Linked DNA regions of Homo sapiens: region 2 is linked to region 1. Evidence: read pairs that join two places in POLR2A ChIA-PET (ENCODE). Cell type or tissue: OCI-LY7. All regions are shown on one strand. Links, peaks and the distances in the headings refer to the core of each region. The heading gives the core; the rest is flanking DNA.

What was found. ChIA-PET counts read pairs that join two places held together with the same protein. Peaks named below come from ENCODE experiments on the same cell type or tissue, not always from the same donor. Only the 100,000 strongest peaks of a DNase experiment are listed, where the experiment ranks them.
Region 2: POLR2A ChIA-PET joins it to region 1 with 12 read pairs; 2 of 35 experiments call an interaction of 5 or more read pairs at or near these places.

The regions. Positions count from the first base shown.
Region 1 is chr4:83,304,482-83,316,250 of GRCh38, forward strand. HPSE (heparanase) reads right to left here. Exons shown (of 12, transcript NM_001098540.3): 4 at 8,633-8,806; 5 at 6,241-6,409; 6 at 5,550-5,597; 7 at 4,921-5,014; 8 at 4,364-4,470; 9 at 1,722-1,836. LOC105377313 (a long non-coding RNA gene) reads left to right here and starts at 9,613. Exons shown (of 3, transcript XR_938944.2): 1 at 9,613-9,638. RefSeq lists an enhancer at 11,596-11,769. In OCI-LY7, for the core only: no CTCF peak of the experiment used is centred there; no DNase peak of the experiment used is centred there.
Region 2 is chr4:83,195,464-83,207,232 of GRCh38, forward strand. LOC124900167 (a long non-coding RNA gene) reads right to left here and starts at 5,109. Exons shown (of 5, transcript XR_007058167.1): 1 at 5,068-5,109; 2 at 1,409-1,490. RefSeq lists an enhancer at 2,257-2,376. In OCI-LY7, for the core only: no CTCF peak of the experiment used is centred there; a DNase peak (open chromatin) is centred at 2,558.

The DNA.
Region 1 (11,769 bases), core at 2,588-10,587:
TCTGTATTTTGTATATGATTAAAATTTTCTATAGTAAAAGTTTTTCTTAAAAAACTGCGGATCGGTGGTGGGCACAATGGTTCATGCTGTAATCCCAACACTGGGAGGCTGAGGTGGGATGATCACTTGAGCCCAGGAGTTTGAGACCAGCCTGCACAATACAGTAAGACCTTGTATCAATTTTTAAAATAATAAATAAATAAATAAATCACCATTCAACACATACCCCAACTTTCCTTCTTGAAAGTAGAGGGAAAGTAGACTTAACAAGACAAATGGCTTTTGTTTCTCTGCTTAAATTCCACTTTTTCACTGGAGACAAGAGTGGAATCAATGTTTTCAAAGGAGACATAAGCATGGGTCAATGACTGGTAGGGTAGAAAGTATGCAGGCCTCAGAAGCAGGATTTGAATGGGATTTTTAAGAGTAACATAGGACTACAGTATGGCTTCCTGTAAATCATGCAACCTCTTCTCAATTTGAACTTCCTTATCTAAAAAATGGATCCAAGATACCTGCCTTGCCACCTCACAGGACTGTCATGCAAATAAAATAAAGTCACAGACATGTAGAGTGAGTTTAAGTCTAATTCTCTTGGATCTACAAGTGAGAAGGGTACCATTTACTCTTGCACATTTTTCTAGCTGACTGAGAACCTTGAAGGAGAAGCATATTTAGTGCATATACAAAGAGTTCGTAAGGCAAAGGTTTATGTCTGGGCCCTGGGAAAATTTGGATGAGATAAAAAGGTCAGGAGTAGATTTTGAATGTTTGTCTGGTGAAATTACTATGCTTAGTTTAACTCTATACATGACAGAATATACTTGGGGAAAGATAAATTCCATTTTTGCAAGATCACTTTTCTAAGAATTTTCTAAAAAAAGATGACTAATATGTTCCACAAGCTTGGATCACTATAGATAAAAAGCAATTTTGTTGGGAAGTCTATCCACAAACCACAAAAGCCTAGCTTATATTTTCACGTACGCTCTTTGCAAAATTTCTTAGCTTTCCTACAACATTCAAATAATTCTTTTAGGAATTATTCTTAGAAAATATATATCTGCAAATGACATTTTAGACTATAAAAATCAAGGTCATGCTTCTCAGGGCTACATCTGTATTATCCCTGACATATATTTAGACATACAGATCTTCCACGAGGCTTTTTGGGAAGAAACATTTCCTGATTTAGCACCAGATACAGTTGGAGGAAGGATTAGAAATAAGACTTTATTCATAAATATCTTGAAGATTATTAACAACATAGTAAATTCTTAGCATGAGATTTTTAAGCAAACACATGGTACTGGCTCATTTTAAGGTTAAATAAATTACAATTTCATAACATAAAAAATGTTTTGAAGCTTTGCGTACTGTAGGCAATTATAACTTTGATTTACTTTGTAAAACATTTGAAAATCCAACTTATTTTGTCTTGTATAATGAGTCATAAAATTTCAAATTATCCCCTTTTAAACAAAATCCACACTATACTGCAAATGGCTTACCTTTAAAAAGTTATTCCTAGCTCTTGATTTCTTCTCTTCAAACACACAAAAAAATGTTAGATTGGATGCTATCTAAGGCTCCTTCTAATTCATCATCTCATGATTTGGCTAGTTACTGAGAGGACTGACTGTTCATAGGAGGTTAACACCAGAGGTCCTGAGTTGACTTTAATCTACTCCACTAGAATTAGGAAAATAATGGTCACTTACAGGTAAAGGATCGAAGTTTTCATCCACTAAATGGTAGTTTCCTGCTCCAAAGAATACTTGCCTCATCACCACTTCTATTCCCATTCGGGCTGACAGGCCCAATTTATCCAGCCACCTGGGACAGAGCAAGACCAAGCTTTCTTGAGGTTTGGAAACAAAATCGCTCAATTCTAATTGCACACCATCTTGATTTTATTTATGTATTTATTTATTTACTTATTTATTTATTTAGAGACAGGGTCTCACTCTGTCACCCAGGCTGGAGTGCAGTGGCGTGATCATAGCTCTCTGCAACCTCAAACTCCTGGGCTCCATTAATCCTCCTGTCTCAGCCTCCCAAGTAGCTGGGACTGAAACCGCCTTTGCAAAAATTATAACTGAGGAAATTATGACAGTGAAAGAGATCAGACCTCATTGACTCCATCTTGCTTCTAACCTTTAAGCTGTCCTTCTTCATTCCTGGGTGTAGGCTGAACTAACTTTGGGAAGAAATTCAGTTCATGGTTTGACTCTGAAACAAAAATGATAATAGCCCTTTTCTGAAAAGACCCCCTTCTTGCCTGGGGACAAGTCTACCTTTGCAGGACTAACAAATTAGCTACAACATTAGAGATTACGGTTTAGGGATAATGCAGCCTCTGGCTCCAAGAGTCTGAACCTCCCCAAATTGTTCCTGGGGATAACATCACTGTTGTAAAACCTAAGATCAGTGCTTGAGATATCTTGCAGACCCTGAACTGGGTGGATCATTTGAGACCACCCAGACCGGTAATCTGGCCCAACCAGTTCTGCCATCCCATCCAGGAACAGAAGACAGCAAGAAAACCTCACTTCCACTCCCTGTGATTCCATCTCCAACCTGACCAACCAGCACTCTCCACTTCCTAAGCCCCTACCGGCCAAATTATCCTTAAAAGCTCTGATCCTCGAATGTTCGGGGAGACTGATTTGAGTAATAATAAAACTCTGGTCTCCTGCACAGCTGGCTCTGCATAAATTACTCTTTCTCCTTTGCAATTCCCCTGTCTTGATAATTGGCTCTATCTAGACAGCAGGCAAGGTGAACCTGTTGGGTGGTTACAGGACCACAAGTGCATGCCACCATGCCTGGTTCTGGTTTATTGATCTTTGAGGGAGGAATTAACAGGAAGCCAGAAAAGTGTCATCAATTATAAATAAGTCATTTAAATGAAATGGCAACTGCATGCAGCAGCAGCAGCAGCAGCAGAATCCCTCCCTTTACATCTTTCCATATGATAACAAATCCTAGAAGACTATTACCATGCTAGAGGTATCCCTTTCAGGGTGAGACAAATTCCCACCTCTATAGACAATTCCTGGTCCTATGAGGTCCCTGCACAAACAATGTGTGAGGGCTGAAGAAAAAGTGGCAGTCAGCGGGGGTAAAATGTAAAATAAGCAGAATTGCACCTAAGCTATTATGGACACCTCTTCCCACTTCTCCTTCTCTATCCCCCTTCTCCCCGACACCCCAGATCTTTAGTTAATGGCAAAACAAACATCTCCATTCTTTATTCCTCTTGCTTCCATGGGCATAAAGGATTTGTGATGTATTCTAGGCTTATAAGAATGAGGATGAGAGAAAAAAGAATGAAGATGGAAGAGAAAAGAAAAAAAATCTCAATGTGAGGATATAGCAGTATAGATTAAAAGCACTAATAGAGTTACTAAATGTAACTAAACCAGTATTTTAAAGCAATCAAGTTTGTGGTGTTGGACAATGAGATGATTTAACAAATCTTTAAATTTAATGATAGCCCCTCTGGTGGGACCTCATACTTTAGGCTCTAAACTTCTTGGGAATCTATGAATTATAGCTACATACACTAAGTATCCTCCTGAGAGACAAAGCTGTAATATGCTCTAACTTGCATTTTTTTTTTTTTTTAAGAGACAGGGTGTGGCCGGGCGTGGTGGCTCATGTCCGTAATCCCAGCATTTTGGAAGGCTGAGGTAGGCAGATCACTTGAGCTCACGGGTTTCAGACCAGCCTGGGCAACATGTCAAAACCCCGTCTCTACTAAAAATACAAAAATTAGCCCAGTGCGGTGATACTCCTGTAGTCCCAGCTACTCAGGACGCTGAGGCAGGAGAATCGCTTCAATCCGGGAGGCAGAGGTTGCAGTGAGGTGAGATCGTGCCACTGCCCTCCAGTCTGGGTGACAGAGGGGAAAAAAAAAGACAGTCTCACTCTGTTGCCCAGTCTAGAGTGCAGTGGCACCATCATAACTCACTGCAGCCTCAAACTCCTGGGCTCAAGCAATCCTCCCACCTTGGCCTCCCAAAGTATTGGGATTACAGGGAACTACCATATCCGGCTATATGCATTCTTTTACAGTGTACTTCTTTAGAGTAAGGACTACTTGACATATTTATGGGCCATAATTAAAGGCCAAAATTTCTGAAACAATTCATCCTTATAGTGATTAATTTGGAACACTTGTTAAAGATGTCCCTCAAGCTTTAGTAAATCATTTTCTTGCAAAATCTGGCATGAATTTTGGGGCTCAGCCACTGAAATGGTCTTTGATCTGCTTTTTGGCTGGGGAGCTATTTCAGCAGAATAGAAGGATGGAGAAGAGCTGCACTCTGACCCCTAAGGCCAGCGCTGCTTCACTCACATAAAGCCAGCTGCAAAGGTGTCGGATAGCAAGGGCGCTCCGCCTCCATATGCAGAGCTTGTTTCTCCTAACCAGACCTTCTTGCCAGGCCTGGTGCTCTCAACCACCTATAGAACAGAAAAGTATCCATGGTAATTGCAAAAAAGCTGACCTGTGGTTTCAACTGTGGTGTTGAAGATTAACAGCATTCAAAACTTTGTATTCCTAGACCCACCCCTCCTATATAGTTATAAAATATGTTCATAGTCATTTAGGTCTTGGGAAACTTTCTTTTATTGAAATAGTAGGCTGTGGAAGGAACATGAAGTGAACCAACCCATTCTTATCATCTATGTGAGTTAATTCTACTAAAGGCTATTGGAAATATTTCAAATTTCTAATCACGTACATGGGGTAAGACCCAATGCTAAGGGGAAAACTAACAGTGGATAAGTCATAGTGCTTGTTCTCTAAAATTAGAAAAACATGTAAATATACATACCTATAGAATTTAGAACTAGCTAGACTATAAAATAAGGATTCTGGTTTTACATTAAAAAGTTTAAAAAGACTATTACCTGGAAAACTTTTTGCACAGATGAAATAAAAATGTCCAATACATCAGGGTTTAGAAAATCTTCCTTGGTAGCAGTCCGTCCATTCAAATAGTAGCTAAATTACACAGAAAATATTCAGAAAAAAAATAACAAATTTTACTTTCTGCTTTTAGGTTAATTGCTGACCTTATTCTCCTTCTTACCTCTCCCACTCACCTGTTACTAAAAAAAGGTAGAAGTTCTACTAGGGAAAGACCAAGATGGAAGGGAGTTATGAGGAGGAGTCCATTCTATGCAAGTAACTAGAAATCAGTTACTCTGTCTTGAAAAAACACAGTGGCAAGTACATGTACTCCTGGGTTACTGGTTCTTTGGCAAGCAATTGGTTTTAGCTACTTATATGTTCCATGGGTTAATTGGCACTGTTCTTCTGTATAAAGTGATCTTTATAGAAACCACTACATTATTTAAAATAACTTTAAATTTTTTTTATTAATATTAAAATTGGAGTACAGTGCTACTTGAGACACTATTTGTTTCTTATTTGAACTGCAGTCAATTGGCAGTTAAATGAACTAACTTTTTGAATACTAGGTAATAAATAAAGCTAGCCTTACTTTCCTAGTATTAAGAATAGGAGACATACTTACTGATGCCATGTAACTGAATCAATCACTTCTCCACCAGCCTTCAGGAAGCTAGAAAAAAAATTTTATTATCACTCAGTCATATAATACATATATATGCACAATATACGCATGAGAGTTTTATTCCCTAGAAATGGGCTGGTTACTGCTTTAGGATCAGGTAAACACAAACTTCCTAATTTTGATAGCAAATTTTATCATAGGTGACATTTGCCTCAGATCCCTTGATATTCTGAACCCGTCAAAATTTCCTTTTTTTGGTAAATCATGTATTCAGGCAGCAGATTGTTTAATAACATGTGGACTATTGAGGATTGTCTACCAGAGAGAATCTTTTTTTTTTTTAAGAAAAGTGGTGGCTGGGTGTGGTGGCTCATGCCTGTAATCCTGGCACTCTGGGAGGCTGAGGTGGAAGGATGGCTTGAGCACAGGAATTCAAGAGACCAGCCTGGGCAACACAGGGAGACCCCATCTCTACAAAAAAATTTTTTTAAAGTAGCCAGGTGTGGTGATGTGCACCTGTAGTCCCAGCTATTTGTGGGACTGAGATGGGAGGATTGCTTGAGCCTGGGAGGTCGAAGTTGCAGTGAGCCATGATTGTACCACTGCACTCCAGTCTGGCTGACAGAGTGAGACTCTGTCTCAAAAGGAAAAAGAAGAAAAGTAAAGTGATTCTGCATCCTCTAGTTCCTACCTCTTCAGCATCTTAGCCGTCTTTCTTCGAGGCTGACCAACATCAGGACCATAGAGTTTTGCATTTTTGAAGGTGGACTTTCTTAGAAGTTTATGCAATTGAATAAAATCTTCTCCTAACTGCGACCCATTGATGAAAATATCAGCCTTCTTAAGGAAACTGTTAGGTTCTGAAAGACAGCAATTCTCAAAATATATATCGAGAAATGTTGTATTTAAAAGCAAACATATAGCAGTATTTAAAAGCAACAAAACATTTTCCAAATTACAAAAACTTGTAATTCAAAGTCAAGAAAAGTAAAACCAGGTCTGGCGCTATGGCTCATGCCTGTAATCCCAGCATTTTGGTAGGCTGAGACAGGAGGATCCCCTGAGGCCAGGAGTTTGAGACCACTCTGGGTAACATAGTAAAGCCCTGTTCCATGGGGAAAAAAAAAAATTAGCTAGATGTGGTGGTGCATGCCTGTAGTCTCAGCTTGGGAGGCTGAGGGAGAGGATCACTTGAGCCCAGAAGGTCGAGGCCATAGTGAGCCATGATCACGCAACCGCACTCCAGCCTGAGTGACAGAGCAAGCGTCTGTCTCAAAAAATAAAATAAATAAGTAAAGTAAAACTCAAAGTTATAAATAAGATACTCCAGAAAAACAAAACAAAAATTTTAACTGTATAACTGAGATATGAGGGTCTATTAAACAATTTGAAGTTAATAATGAGGGTAATAAACCAATGGATATGGATATCTGGGAACTAGACTATATTCCATATCTAATAACTTCATTTACTTTGGAAAAAAAGGTTTGAGACCGGGCACAGTGGCTCATGCCTATAATCCCAGCACTTTAGAAGGCCGAGGCAGGAGGATTACTTGAGGCCAGGAGATCGAGACAAGCCTGGGCAACACAACCAGACAAAAGAAAAAAAATTGGCTAGGCATAGTGTAGTCCTAGCTAATCAGGGGGCTGAGGTGTGAGAGATTGCATGAGCCCAGGAGTTGGAGGTTACATTGAGCTATGAACACGCCACTGCACTCCAGCCTGGGTAACAGAGCAAGATCTTGTCTGAAAAAAAAAAAAAAAAAAAAAAGTTTGAGCAGGAAGAAGACTTGTGCTTATCCTATTACTACATTTCATTTCCCATTTAATCCTTATTTCCATTGGCTGATATGTGGAAAAAGCACTCTATGTTTTGAATAAATGTGGCGAATCATGAATACTTATAGTTAAAATTTACAAGTTCTTTGCAAAAAAAGAGTGAAGAAGGAGACAGTCAGGAGCTTGACCCACGTAGGATTCTATACTGGCAAGTTCTAGACCGTTTGGGCAGGTAATGAAGGTTGCAATGGGGTTACTGAGATTAACTGACACATTTGAGAAAATGAGAAAGGAAGGGATGAATAAAACAAACTGCTGACTTCCCAGTTTTGCTGAGTCCAGCTTGCCAAGCATAATAGGGTTAAGTGATTCTGAAAATCTCAAGGGAACTTTGGAGCTGGGAACGTTGCTGGCTCCAACTGGTTCTCACTTCAAATGTAACATAAACTGGGATTAGCAATAATAGGTTCTGGAATAAATACAGTAGGAGTTTCTGCCACATGCACTTCCAAAAGTTGCATTGTTGAGCACTTGCAAGAATGTGCCCAGGCAGAAGTATATTTGCTAATAATAAAAAGAGTGTTGGCCGGGCGCAGTGGCTCACGCCTGTAATCCCACCACTTTGGGACGCCGAGGCGGGCAGATCATGGGGTCAGGAGATAGAGACCATCCTGGCTAACACGGTGAAACCCCGTCTCTACTAAAAATACAAAAAAATTAGCCGGGCGTGGTGGCGGGTGCGTGTAGTCCCAGCTACTCGGGAGGCTGAGGCAGGAGAATGGCGTGAACCTGGGAGGTGGAGCTTGCAGTGAGCCGAGATGGCGCCACTGCACTCCAGCCTGGGCGACAGAGCGAGACTCCGTCTCAAAAAAAAAAAAAAAAAAGTGTCATAAGAAATAATGCTAGCCGGGCCTGGTGGCTCACGCCTGTAATCCCAGCACTTTGGGAGGCCGAGGAGGGCAGATCACGAGGTCAGGAGATCAAGACCATCCTGGCTAACACGGTGAAACCCCGTCTCTACTAAAAATGCAAAAAAAAAAAAAAAAAAAAAAAAAAAAAAATTAGCTGGGCGCGGTGGCGGGTGCCTGTAGTCCCAGCTACTCGGGAGGCTGAGGCAGGAGAATGGCGTGAATTTGGGAGGCAGAGCTTCAAGTGAGCCGAGGTGGCGCCACTGCACTCCAGCCTGGGCAGCAGTGCGAGACTCTGTCTCAAAAAAAAAAAAAAAAAAAAGAAAAAGAAAAGAAAAGAAATAATGCTAGTGGGGGATCTCCTTATTAATGAATTGTTCCCTGGGGTACTCACCATTGCCTAGTTCCCAAGAAATGTTATACCCCTTGGAAGAGCAGTAGTCCAGGAGCAACTGAGCATTAGAACTGTTCCACTGCAAATCTGCTGTTCTTAATAACGCATTTAGGCCAAAGATCAAGTCCAGTCCTGAGCAGTTTGCAAAAGTGTATAGCACATCTACAGAGCTTCCTAAAAGAAAAACGTCACAATTTAATGGTTAGATTGGCACCACAATGAAGGCCTCCAGATTCGCTTTTCATAATGAATAACTATTTCTGTTGTTAAACTGAAGAAATTCTAGTTCTAATAAATGATTATAATTATGTTTTTGAGACAACAAAATTGGACAAATTAAAAAAAATCAATCTGACTTCATTTGCTCCAGCTGTTGAATGAAATCCCATGGAAGATACCAGAAGCTCTGGTCTGACACTTAGGTTTTGTTCAAGTGACATCAGGAGAATTGGGGAAGCCACAATTTATAGCTCAGTGCTCCACATGCATAGCCAGACTGTCATTAGTTAGCATAAACCCCACTCTTCATAATCTAAATATCTCTAGTCACAAGTTCAGTTAAAAAATATTTTGATAATTTTAATTATATTTAAAACAATTTTTAAAAAAATTCCTGTTATGATTTATTAATTTAAAATGAATCAAATTTTACATTAAAAAATTGGCCTAGAGTTATAGGACTATGGTTTCCAAACTCTGTGCAAGGCAAGCTGGGGAGCACCAGTGAATGCATGGGTACAGCTACAGGATTTAGCAACTAAAAGTGCAGGGCACCTAGTTAAACTTGAACTTCATATAGACAATAAATAATGTTTAGTGTATGTCCTATGTAACCATTAAGAAATACTTCGCACAGGGGCCAGGTGCAGTGGCTCATGCCTGTCATCCTAGCACTTTGGGAGGCCGAGGCGGGCGGATCACTTGAGCCCAGGAGTTCAAGACCAGCCTGGGCAACATGGCAAAACCACATCTCTACAAAAAACACAAAAATTAGCCGGGCATGATGGTAAGCACCTGTAGTCCCAGCTAGCTACTTGGGAGGCTGAGGTGGGAGGATCACCTGAGCCCAGGGAGGTCAAGGCTGCAGTGAGCCATGATCATGCCATTGCACAGCAGCCTGGGCAACAGAATGAGATCCTGTCTCAAAAAAAAAAACAAAAAAACAAACAAAAAAAAAAGTAAAGAAAAGAAAAATAATTAACATGAAAAAAATTATTTATCTGAAATTCAACTCTAACCAGGCAGTGCTATTTACAGAGGCACTGTAGGATCTTTTAAGTTTGCAAGGAAAAAAACATCAACATCTATTGGACAGCATTACTATTGGACCTATTACTATTAGGTTGTGTAGACCTTACAATTTAATAATCAAAATACAGGTATTTTTTGTGGCCTAGGCATGCTTTAAAAAGTTTTCTGCGATATTAAGGTGCCATAAGTTTGGGAACTTCTGTACTCTGCTTTTTAAACCATTAGCTGTTCTATTACCACTTTTTGAGAGTGGCAACAATATAATTTTAAGTGTTGTCTTTAAATTGATTATCATATGCATAATAAGTCCTTCCAATTTTCATGTATATCTATAGTCGTTTGTTAAAGAGTAATTCATTCCTGAACTCTTGTAGTTAAAAAAGAAAGATCTCTATCTATCTGGCAAACTTACACCCTTTCTCCTTAAAAGTGGCTTTTTGTTTTGTTTCTAAGTCTTTGGCCTGAATTACTTGAATAACTATAGAATAATATTAAATATTAGCTATTTAAGCTGAGTGCAGTGGCTCATGCCTGTAATCCCAGCACTTTGGGAGGCTGAGGCAGGTGGATCACCTGAGGTCAAGAGTTCGAGACCAGCCTGCCCAATATGGTGAAACCCCGTCTCTACTAAAAATACAAAAATTAGCTGGGTGCAGTGGCATGCACCTGTAGTCCCAGCTACTTGGGAGGCTGAGACAGAATTGCTCAAACCCGGGAGGTGGAGGTTGCAGTGAGCCGAGATTGTGCCACTGCACTGCAGCCTGGGTAACAGAGCAAGACTCTGTCTCAAAAAAAAAAAAAAAAAAAATTAACTATTTAATATTAACTATAAAGACCACTAGGCAGAAACAACTCTTGCAAGCTGCTTTAGGTATTTTGATATTTGCTGTGTCACCCACTTCCATAAACTGCTGCCTACCATCAAGGAATGACAGACATTTGGGTTTGAAAAGCTCTCTAGAGTCCTGTGACCCAGCATTCTACTGGATCTTAGAGCCACAGTTTAAGGCAGTATGGAGGCTTTAGGATCATCAGCCTATGCTTAACCTCCACCCTCATTTTTCTAGGAGGAAACTGAGATTCAAATAAGGTAAGTCTTTGCCCAATATCACGCAGCCGTTTGGTGGCAGTACCATTACTAGAGTCTGTTACAAGGGGTGAGTGACCTGCTTTAGTCACACATTATAGGCTTTTATATTGCAAAATCATGTTGTAGGAAGTGCCCTGGATCAGAAATCATAAGACTTGAGCTCCAGGCACAACTCTCCCACTTATAGACTATAATATGAACAGGGGTAATATCTTTGCCCGACAGGAACCTCAGATATGGATCTAAAGTCCTGGGACAAGCACCATCACATGCCTTCGCCATAAAACCAAGGTTGAAATGACACATGTGAAAACTGTCTGTAAATCACAAAAAACCCTTACAGCTAAATAGCACTTTGTACTAGCCCTGAACAAAGATTATAGCATTTTCAAAAAACCTGGAATGCTTGCACTCATACTTTACCCTTCCTCCATTTCTTCATTCTTCCAAATGCACTTGGAATTTACATAGCTCGAAATTCTATTATACACCCCCTATAACATAATCAACTGTAACATCTCCTGGAATAGAGGCTATTGACGACTGAGTTCAAATCCATTCTTTTTTTCTTTTCTTTTCTCTTTTTTTTTGAGACAGAGTATTGTTCTGTCGCCCAGGCTGGAGTACAATGGCATGATCTTGGCTCACTGCAACCTCCACCTCCCGGGTTCAAGTGATTCTCCTGCCTCCACCTCTGCAGTAGCTGGGACTACAGGTGGACGCCACCAAGCCCGGCTAGTTTTTGTATTTTTAGTAAAGATGGGGTTTCACTGTGTTGGCCAGGCTAGTCTTGAAC
Region 2 (11,769 bases), core at 2,088-10,087, 110 kb before region 1:
CTCTTGCCCGAACATGTGCCTGGCAACATGGCGGCCCCCATATATCCCCATGTGTGTAGAACATCAGGGTTCCCTGCATTTGCATGTTAAAAGGCTAGGGTGGAAGGGCCAGTTTCTTCTGGGCTACATGAATGACATGCCTGGTGAAACCAATCCCCTGAGCCCTATGCAAATCAGACACCACCTCCTCCAGCCTCTACATACACCTGGCTGGTTTCCACCCCACTTGGGGTCTCCTCTTTCGGCTTTGGAGCCCCCCCCCCCCTCTGTCTCTGTACGTGGGAGCTTCTTCCTTCCACCTTCTTCCTTTCTTTTCTTCCTTTCTTGCCTGTTAAACTCTCTGCTCCTTAAAACCACTCCACGGGTGTCTGGTTGTTTTATCTAATTCAACGTGAGACAAGAGCTCTGGTGTTCCCCCACTCATCGGAGTCATATCATTTAGGCCAAACCAAAGGCATAAGAGAAACTTAGGATTCCATGGGATGACATTTAAAATGCCTTCAGAGGCTGGATGCGGTGGCTCACGCCTGTAATCCCAGCACTTCGGGAGGCTGAGGCAAGCAGATCACGAGGTCAGGAGATTGAGACCATCCTGGCTAACACAATGAAACGCTGCCTCTACTAAAAATACAAAAAATTAGCCCTGCGCGGTGGCCAGCGCCTGTAGTCTCAGTTATTCCGGAGGCTGAGGCAGGAGAATGGCGTGAACCCGGTAGGCGGAGCTTGCAGTAAGCCAAGATCGTGCCACTGCACTCCAGCCTGGCCGACTGAGCGAGACTCCGTCTCAAAAAAAAAAAAAAAAAAAAAAAAAAAAAGCCTTCAAAGGCTGAGCTTGGTAGCTCAAGCCTGTAATCCTAGCACTTTGGAAAGCTAAGGCGAGAGCATTGCTTGAGGCCAACAGTTCAAGACCAACGTGGTGAGACCCTGTATCTACAAAAAAAATTGTTTAAATTAGCCAGGTGTAGTGGTGCGTGCCTGTGGTCCCAGCTACTCAGGAGGCTGAGGCAGGAGGATTACTTGAGCTTAGGAGGTCAATGCTGCAGTGAGGTGAGATTGTGCTATCGCACTCCAGTGTGGGCAACAGAGTGACTCTGTCTCAAAAATAAATAAATAAATAAACAAATAAAATAAAATAAAATAAAATAAAATGCCTTTAGAACTGTGGTCTAAGCCAGCCACACAAAATAGGAAAAGAATATAAAAATCATTCAGAGACAAACCAAAGTCTATTAAATGGAGACGGATCCAGAGTTTGGGGATTTCACCCATTTGTTCCAATCACGCAGCTTAAAAGGGACCCACCAGATCATCAGTGACAGGGATAAAATCAGCTCTTCAGGTTCAAAGTCTCAGATTCTTTTTTTCATTAATTCAACAAATATATATTGAACACCTACTATATACACACCTGAAGCCTATGTGAGGCTCTAGGGATACAATGGCAACAAGGAGGTTTCCTGCTCTCAAGATGCCCATTTGATTCCATTCCACTAAAGGAGAAAGACACAAGACAGATATATTTGAATACAAACAAACCTGCAGTAAGCACACAAGTGAAACAAATAGTTGCATGTTGTTCTAAAGGCTTCAAAGGAAGCCATCAACAGGCTGAGATTCTGAATAAGTTGGTGGAAGGAAGTGGGGCCTATGTCAGGTGGGATGGGCAGAAAAGGCCCCTGAAGCTGAGCGAGACCCAAAGGAAGAACAGGTGCTGGCTGTGTGGGGAGAAGCCTCTGGGTCTAGGGCCACCATCCCAGCGTGAGCTCAGCAGATTTGAGGAACAAACAATAAACATTCTAGTGGACATTGTAAGGAGCCCAGGAATGGGGGTAGAAATATTTTTACAGGGCCATTCAGGAAAGACTCAGTAGACAGCTAGATTTTTAAGGAGTCAGATTGGTAGACTAGATTGTGTGTGTGTGTGTGTGTGTGTGTGTGTGTGTGTGTGTGTGTGTGTGTGTGTCTGTGAATTAATGCTGGGAAAATCTCCAGGCCATTGGCATGGCCCTAACCTGGCTAGTGTGACTCCTTTCTCTGCAAACAGGCTCAGCAAGCTTTGGGCAGAGAATAGGTAGATTTAGTGGTTGACGACAGACTCCCTGAGAAAAACGGGAGAGGACAGATGTGTGTGTGTGACTCCTGACAATGATTAGACTGCTTTAGGGTCATTGCTGTCTTCGGAAAAGACTGAGTAGGCCAATGCCATGTAGGGCGTTGACTGGAGCAAGTTCAGTAGGCATTGCCTTTATAGGTATCAGCCATTCAGCAAACATTTGTCTAGACAGTATGGCACTGTGGCGTTAAATGCGGCCTCTGGAGTTGGTATCACCACTCACTGTGTGACCTTGAACTAGCTATTCACTGTTTCTGGGCTTTAGATTTCTCATGGGGTTGTTGTCAGGGTTAAAAAGTTCACAAGTCATAGCACAGTCTATAAGAATTTAACAGGTACTCAACAAATATTCATTCTCCTACCCTCTCTCCTGCCCCTCCCTTCGAATTAGAGGAGTGAAAAAAGGAACCAGGGTGAAAAGAAATTGAGGAAGTAGAATGTGCCGACTTGCCACACCTGCTGTGCACAGTAAGGAAGAGGGAAGAAGACGGTTCCCGCACTTCTGGCCTGACACACCAGCCAACAGTTGTATCAATCAGGACTCTTTCTAATGCAAGTCACAGAGTATTAAGCAATAAGGAAGTTTCTTGGCTTATGTAGCTGAAAAATCCTAAGTGCAGCCAATTTTGATATGCTTGGTCACAACGAAAGCTTTAACAACAACAACAACATAATTTATAGGTCATATTCTCAAATCAAAAACTGAAAAATTTCACATACATGATAAAAATGACCTAAAAAACTTTATGTATTTAGAAATTAAAGAGCAAACTCTTAGATAAGTCTTGGATCAAAAAGGAAGTAAAAGAGGACTCGCAAAGTATCTAGAAACCAATGAAAAGGAAATTACTTTCTATTGCACCAGACAGGACCCTGAGAATGGTACTCAGAGAATATTTGGAGTTCTCAAATGCCTTGCAACTGAAAAATAAAGCCAAAAAATAAAGGAACTAACTATTCCTCTCAAAAATTTAGAAAGAGGCTGGGCGCAGTGGCTCATGCCTGTAATCCCAGCACTTTGGGAGTCCGAGTCGGACAGATCATAAGGTCAGGAGATCGAGACCATCCTGGCTAACACGGTGAAACCCCGTATCTACTAAAAAAAATACAAAAAAAAAAAAAATTAGCTGGGCATGGTGGCGGGTGCCTGTAGTCCCAGCTACTCAGGAGGCTAAGGCAGGAGAATGGCGTGAACCCAGTAGGTGGAGCTTGTAGTGAGCCAAGATCGTGCCACTGCACTCCAACCTGGGTGACAGAGTGAGACTCTGTCTCAAAAAAAAAAAAAAAAAAAATTTAGAAACAGAAATCAGGAAATTGACATTGACAAAAGTCAAATTTAGAATTAATGATTTAGAAAAAAGAAAGAATAAAGAACAGTAGGAGGGAAAATATGTGAAATCTACTGAAAATAACTCCAAATGTTTATTGGATAGACTAATAAAATAAACAGCTTACAAGTTTGAAGAGGGAAAAAAGAAAAAAAGAGATTAGGAAGCTGAAGTCGATTAAAAGATTCAAGAGAGTCACCACAGCCAATGCTATGACAGTGAATATGAAAAGCTATAGGAAACGTATGATTTTTTTTTGCAAAATACAGACTATTTAAATTCATCCAAGAAGAGAGGAAAAATGTGAATGGACAAATTATTACATGAATGGACCAATTATTACAGAAGTAATGGTAAAGTGCTTGGACGTTTACTATTGAAAAGACCTTAGGGCCAGATGGCCTTAGAGTTGAGTTTGTTTTTCCTTTTTTAACTGATATATAATAGTTGTACATTTTTTGGTTTTAAAATTGATATATAATAGTTGTACATATGTAGCTGAGTTTCAGCTAAGCTCTAAAGTTCTGATAATTTACCTCTAAAGGTCTGATAATTCCAATGTTAAGTGATTTTTTTTTAAGAGACAGGGTCTGGCTATGTTGCCTAGGCTGGAGTGCGGTGGCTATTCACAGGCATGATCACTGCACGCTACAGTCTCAAACTCTGACCTCAACTGTTCTTCCTGTCTCAGCCTTCCAAGTAGCTGGGACTAAAGGCATGAGCCACTGCACCCGGCCCAATGTTAAATTATTTAAACCCTTGCTACTCAAAGTGTGTCCGAGGACTGTAGTATTAATACCACCTAGATGCTGATTAGGAATGCAGGTTTAGCTACTCCAAGCCATATAAAAATCTTTTAAATTCACATTTTGAAGCCAATACAATTTTAATATCAAAACATAAGAAAGAAAAAAGGATAGAGTAATATTTGTTAATTACAATTATAATTATAGACTAATTTCACTTATGATTTAGAAATACAAATTATAAATAAAATATTAGCTTATATAGGTCTTCATTATATCAAGAGTAAAATACAATGAACAGCAAGGTTTATTCCACAACTGCAAGAGTGGTTCAATATCCAAATCCCAGTAACCTAATCCATTACACTGATAAACTACAGAAGAAAAACATCAGCAGCTGTTCAAATGATAATTGATAAAATTCAGCAGCCATTCCTAATAAAAATTCTAAGTAGGCATGAAAAAATTTAAACTGACAAAAACTACCAGAAACCAATAGCAAATATTATCTTATATAGAGACACTACTGAAAGCATTTTAGTCAAGAAACAGATAGATACCTGCACCATCATTATTATTTAATATTATTTTAGATATTTTAGCAAATGCAAGAAGAAAAAAAGTTAACTAGTAAGTATAAATATCAGAAAAGAAAAAATAAAAACATGTCTTTTGATATGGTTGCATATTTAGAAAACTCAAGATAATTAAGAAGGCAAAACAGGCTGGGCGTGATGGCTCATGCCTGTAATCCCAGAACTTTGGGAGGCCAAGGCAGGAGGATCTCTTGAGGCCAGAAGTTTGAGACAAACCTGGTCAATATAGTGAAACTCGTCTCTACCAAAAATATAAAAAATTAGCTGAGCGTGATGGCACACACCTGTAGTCCCAGCTACTCAGGAGGCTGAAGCATGAGAATCACTTGAACCCGGGAGGCAGAGGTTGCAGTGAGCCGAGATTGCGCCACTGTACTCCAGCCTAGGTGACAAAAAAAAAAAAAAGAAAAAGAAAAAAGCTATTGTTTTTTGTGTATCTATGTAGCATCCTATATCTTATCACACTCTCTTAATATGTCTTGTAATTGTTTTGCCTTCTTTTTTATTTTTTTGAGACAGAGTCTCGCTCTGTCCCCAGGCTGGAGTACAGTGGCATGGGTACCAGTGGCTACTCGAGTAGCTGGGATTACACGTGCGTGCCACCATGCCCAGCTAATTTTTGTATTTTTAGTAGAGACAGGGTTTCACCATGTTGGCCAGGCTGGTCTCTAACTCCTGATTGCAAGTGACCCTCCCGCCTTGGCCCCCCAAAGTGCTAGGATTATAGGTGTGAGCCACTGCTCCCAGCCCACAATAGCTTTTTTTCTACCTTAATAGGAACCAACTAAAAATAAGAATGGGAACATATTTATGCATATATAATGTTGACATAAACTATACATTCTTTAGGAATAGTTCTAACAAGTAAGTAACAGAAAATATAGGGGAAAAACTCTTAGTTAAGAAAACTATGAGAAAGAAAAACAATAAGGGAGATTTGCCCTACCAGATAATCGGAAACTAAAGCCACAATAATCAAACCTCTACAAGTATGGATATAGAGTTAGATTCTGAGGAGATGTTCACGTAGACAAATGTGGTAATTTAATTCAGGAGGAAAGAAATGGGCCATTTAATTAACAACTGACTACTTTCTGGAAGAAAATTTAAAAAGACTCTGTCTTATACTACATATGAAAATACACTGCAGATGAATAAAAGGCTTAGATATAAATTTTAAAACTCTAGGCAAGAAATCTAGGTAACTACATGATCAATAGAAACCTACAAGCGATAAAGTAAAGGTAGCCATGTTTGATTATATAAAAAATTTTTTAAATTTAAGACAAAACCAATCATAAACAAAGTCAATAACAGTAGATTTGAAAATAATAATAAAGCATATGATAGAAAAGGGGTTGATTTTTAAAAAACAGATGAAGAGCTCTTACAAATTGACAAGAAAAATGACCAAAAACCCAACAGAAAATGTGCAACCAATATGAATTGCAAGGGGATAGAGAAAAATAAATCCAAAGACCCACAAACATATGAAAAGACACTTAAATTCACTAGAGTTAGGGAAATACAGGCTACAGTAACAGTAAGATATTACAGGTTAAGCATTTCTAATCTGAAAATCTGAAATGCTCCAAAATCAGAAACTTTGAGTGTGGACATGACACTCTAAATGGGAAATTCCACACTGACCTCATGTGACAGATCTCAGTCAAAACGCAGATGTCAACTGCACGGTTTATTTAGCATCTGCAAGGTAATCAAGACCCTCCCGGCCCCCATCAGCTATGATGTATCTTTTCTGTGCATGGCCAGATTCCCTCACGCAAGCAAACCCACAAAAGGTCTTAGAATGGTAGGTATGAAGACCAGATATGCCAATGGCAGGTTTGTCATGATACCCCACATGGGGCCAATACCTATATGCATTACTCACTGTAGTTTTTTCTGCTTATTCTCTCTCTTGTGGCATAAAGATATTGTTGAAAATGTCTAGAAGGCCCACATGATGCCCAGAGGGTAATGCAAATATTCCAAAACAAAATCTGAAACACTTTTGGCTCCAAGCATTTTGGGTAAGGGACCTCAACCTGTACTTGGTATCCATCTGATTGGCAAAAGTTAAAAGGAATCATACTGTTACCTGCTAGTGGGATATGAGAAAAATGTCATCATACCTATTGGTGGAAACATAAAGTGTTATGGCTTGTTTTGGAAGGCAATGTGGATTAATAAATGAGTTAATATTTGAGAAATGCTGAAAACACTGTCTGTCATATAATAAATGCTATGTACATTCTTGTTAAGTAAACAAAAGTTCTCTGAAAAATAAAATGCATACACCTGTCGACTCAACAACTCCACTCTCAGAAATCTATCTCACTGGCACAAACATACATGCAAACATATTTGTTATAGCATTGTCCATAGCGGCAAAGAGCTAGAAACAGTGAATGTCCATCAAAGGAAATGAATGAACAAACTGTGATACATCCACATTGTATGGAATATAATGTGACCTTTAGGAAGAATGATTTAGGTTTTTTGTTTTGTTTTGTTTTTGAGACAAGGTCTGTCTCTTGCAGCCCCTCTCTAGTTGTATTCAACATATCATCAAGCTTTTAAATTTTTTGGCTGAATGCAGGTACTGGGTATACAAAAGGAAGGCCCAATTAACATCTCCAAAAGTTTCATACTTAGGACTGATCATAACTCCAAATACCCAAGAAATGCTGCCGGCATGAAAGCAAGGTGTTCAACAAATCCCATTTCCTAAAACAAAAAGGGACTTACTTTCCTTCCTTGGATTAGTGGGTTTATTTAGCATCTGCAAGGTAATCAAGACCCTTCCGGCCCCCATCAGCTATGGTGTGTCTTTTCTGGGCATGGCCAGATTCCCTCACGCAAGCAAACCCACAAAACATCTTAGAATGGTAGGTATGAAGACCAGATATGCCAATGGCAGGTTTGTCATGATACCCCACATGGGGCCAATACCTATATGCATTACTCACTGTGGTTTTTTCCACAGTGTCTGTCATATAATAAATGCTATGTACATTTATTATATGTAAAAAGGAAATCTTGACCAACCACTCACTCCCACCCCAGACCTTTATCATGCTTTCTCTTGCCTAAAACATGCCTTATTACAGGCCCCTGCTGTAGGCCTTCCAAATCCCCTAAGACCTTTTCATCTATATTTACACAGTTCACATTATCAGGCCCTTGGACTATCAGCCCAATCCATGGGAGACTCCCAAGCCAAGTGGCATATTTTTCAAAACAACTAGACCCCATTTATAAAAACTGGCCCCTTTGCTTGAAAATTTTGTCCACAGCCTCTTTAATTATCTCTGAGGCACAAAAACTCACATTCTACGAACCCTTTCAGATATTTTCTTCTCACAATCTACAAGATACACTCAGCCATAAGGCACTCACCTCCATCTCATCCTCTCACACGCAAGTCCTACATTCAACCCTCCTTCAACCCTCTATCTCTCTTCATAGATGCTCTCCTCATAATCCCGCCCCTCTTTTACCTTCAACACCAATTTTGGACCCTGAGTAACACTCATGCTCTGATTTAATTGAAAGTTCCCTCACCATGTTTCACCACCTTACTTCCACTCACAAGAAAGGAGCCCCAGAGTGGTTTTTGAATGGCAGTGCATCAAAAATCTATCCCCTCCAACAGGGATACGCCATCATTGAAGGATATCATGATGGTACCCACTTTCTCCCACCTAGAAGAGTCACAGAGGCTGCCCCCTTGCCTTTGGACACATCCCCCAACAAGCAGAATTAGTGCTAATAAGAGCACTAACCCTAGCAAAAAACACACAAGTTAAAATATACACTGATTCTAAATATGCCTACAATATCATCCACTCCAATGTCCAAATTTGGAGTGAGCAGGGCTATCTCACAGGTAAGGGAACCCCTATCATTAATGGAAAACTCATTCATCATCTATTAAAGGCAACTCTACTTCTAGAAAACGTTGCGGTTATCCTTTGCAAAGGACATGAATCAGACAAAAGCCACATTTCTTTAGGGAACCATGAGGCTGACTACTGGGCAAAACACACCTCAACCAATGACCCAATTCCCCAGTACCTATTTCCCCTCATACAACATATCCCCTCCTTTTGTCCAGAACACCAAACACAACAACTAATCATGGCGGGGGCACAATTCAAACCCCATATTGGTTCATACAAAACAAATTAGTCCTACCTGACCCTGAAAAAACAACTCTTCTATGGAACATTCACAACCTCTTCCACACTAGCCATTCCCTCTCTACAACATTTCTTAAGTTCCCATATACACATAACCCCAGATATAAAGGAACAGTTAAAAGCCATTTCCCATCAATGCTCTATTTGCCAAAAAGATTCACCTCACTCCAACACTAGATCACCTTCTTTCCCAACACATCAAACCAGGGGAAATCTTCCAGGACAGGATTGGCAAATTGATTTTACCCATATGCCCCCAGTAAAAAGGGTTCAATTTCTTTTAGTTCTGGTTGATACCTTTTCAGGATGGGTTGAGGCTTTTCCCCCAACCCACAAATGAGCTTCTACTGTCACCTCCAAATTAATAACAGGAATCATCCCCAGGCTCAGGGTGCCTCTTTCTTTTCAATCTGATAATGGTCCTGAATTCATTTCTCAGATTACTCAAACACTTGCACAAGCCCTAAAAATCACCCGGAAGCTACACATCCCCTATCGACCTCAATCTTCAGGAAAGGTTGAAAAAATGGATGGCATTCTAAAAAGCACCCTCACCAGGTACTCACTCCAAACACATAAAGACTGGGTTACACTTTTGCCTTTAGCCCTTCTAAAAATTTGGGCACTACCACATAAACCTTTAATGCTCAGCCCTTTTAAACTCGTATATGGGAGACAACTAACCCCTTTTGCTCCACCTCAGGGTCAAGCCCCACCTCTACCAATCCCTCTCGTTTCCCCTCTTCTACATACTATCGCCATTTCATTTTGGAATATGCTGACAAATACCTGCCACAACCTGTCGCTGACTCCTCTAATCCCTTCCTACAGCCAGGAGACTGGGTTCTGGTAAAAGATCCCAGTCCTACCCCCAACTGCCCCCTCACACCTAAATGGAAGGGACCTTACCAGATCATCCTTACTACACCCATGGCAGCAAAACTCCAGAGACTCCCCAGTGGTTTCATTATACTTCTCTCAAGAAAACAGACTTGCCTTCATCCACATACCCAAACAACCAAATCTAAAACCCCTTCAGCCTTCTCTTGTGTCTCCACAGGACCCACTTCTCTTTGCCTCACCCAAATCCCAGAGGAAAAGGAGGAGAAATCCACATAAGCCGCTTATGTCTCTTTCCCAAACTTTCATCTCTTCCTAATCAACCTTGTTACAGACCTTCATTGGTACCCTTACAAAGCTCCCATTATACATCCTGATCAGCTCCTTACTGTTCTATGGGACCTATGGCTTCAAAGAACTTTCCAGGACTTTACTCCTACCCAAATAACTTTTCTCTCTTTTTGCTTCTTTCTTTCAATATAAATTCCCTAATCACATCAACCTCACCAATACAACCACTCCTCACTGCTCTCAAACTAGAATGCTCTATAAACCTTACACAATTCCTCCTGCAGCAACCTAACTCTTCCTTTGCTCCAGAGTGCTGGATGTGCTTATCGCTGTCTTCCTCAGCTTACACAGCCCTTCCTACACCCCTTCATGACCTTTTAACAGGAAACATAACTCTAATTTATAAACTCCAAAAAGGAGCTTCCTTTTTCGATAGAGCTGTCTCCCTGGTCAGTGATTATCTCACTTCCAAGGCCAATCAGGCCAACAAATTATTTCAAACCTATTATAACTCCCTACAATGCCTTAAGCCCAAGGCCCCCATTGAAGGGCCCAAAACTAAACATACCCTCTTTTTTTTTTTTTTTTTGAGACGGAGTCTCACTCTGTCACTCAGGCTGGAGTGTAGTGGCACGATCTTGGCTCACTGCAACCTCCACCTGCTGGGTTCAAGCAATTCTCCTGCCTCAGCCTCTCAAGTAGCTGGGACTACAGGTGCGTGCCACCATGCCCGGCTAATTTTTTGTATTTTTAGTAGAGAGAGATGAGGTTTCACCATGCTGGCCAGGCTGGTCTTGAACTACTGACCTCGTGATCCACTTGCCTCGTCCTCCCAAAGTGCTGGGATTACAGGCATGAGCCACCACCCCTGGCCCCACCGCTCTTTTACAAGAAGGCTCACTTTGTTTTTCAGCCTCTGAGTGAAATTTCCCTGTAGGTTCCTTAACTTCTAATCAATGCAACTGCACTTTCCTTGTTAAACACCCCTCTGACCATTCAGACTAACAGGGTTGACTACCAAGTATCATCTGAAGCAAACGGAGCATTTCTGCAACCGGCTCGTTTTACAGCCTCTCCCTCAACCAATGCCTCTGGCCTAACTTGTGCTGTCCCTGATGCTCACCTTTTTCTGTGGCTCAATATCAATGGTGCAACATCCGATCACACTAAATGTGTAAGAAATAACTCTTCCTATATCCCTACTACAGCGGGTGTCTCCCTGACCTCCTCCTTGTCCACCTGGAGTAATGAACCACGGGAAAGAAACACCCTATCTTTAATTCACTTATTTTCTTTCCACATTTCCTCTTGTATTTACGACAAAGGCTTGTTCTTTTTGTGTGGCACCCACACATATCTTTGTCTCCCCACCAACTGGATTGGAACCTGTACCCTAGCTTATCTTTCTCCCTCCATTGGACTAGTTACTCCTAATCAATCTTTACCCATTCCATCTGTCCAATATGTTAGAAAAAGGAGGGCCATCCAAGTCATTTCTTCGATGGCTGCCTTAGGTATAACCTCTGGGCTTGGATTGGGAGCAGGCAGATTGGTCACCTTCTTAACATACTTTAAAGCTCTTTTGACAGAACTACAGGGTTCATTAGAAGATATAGCCTGAAGCCTTATAAGAGTCCAAGACCAACTACA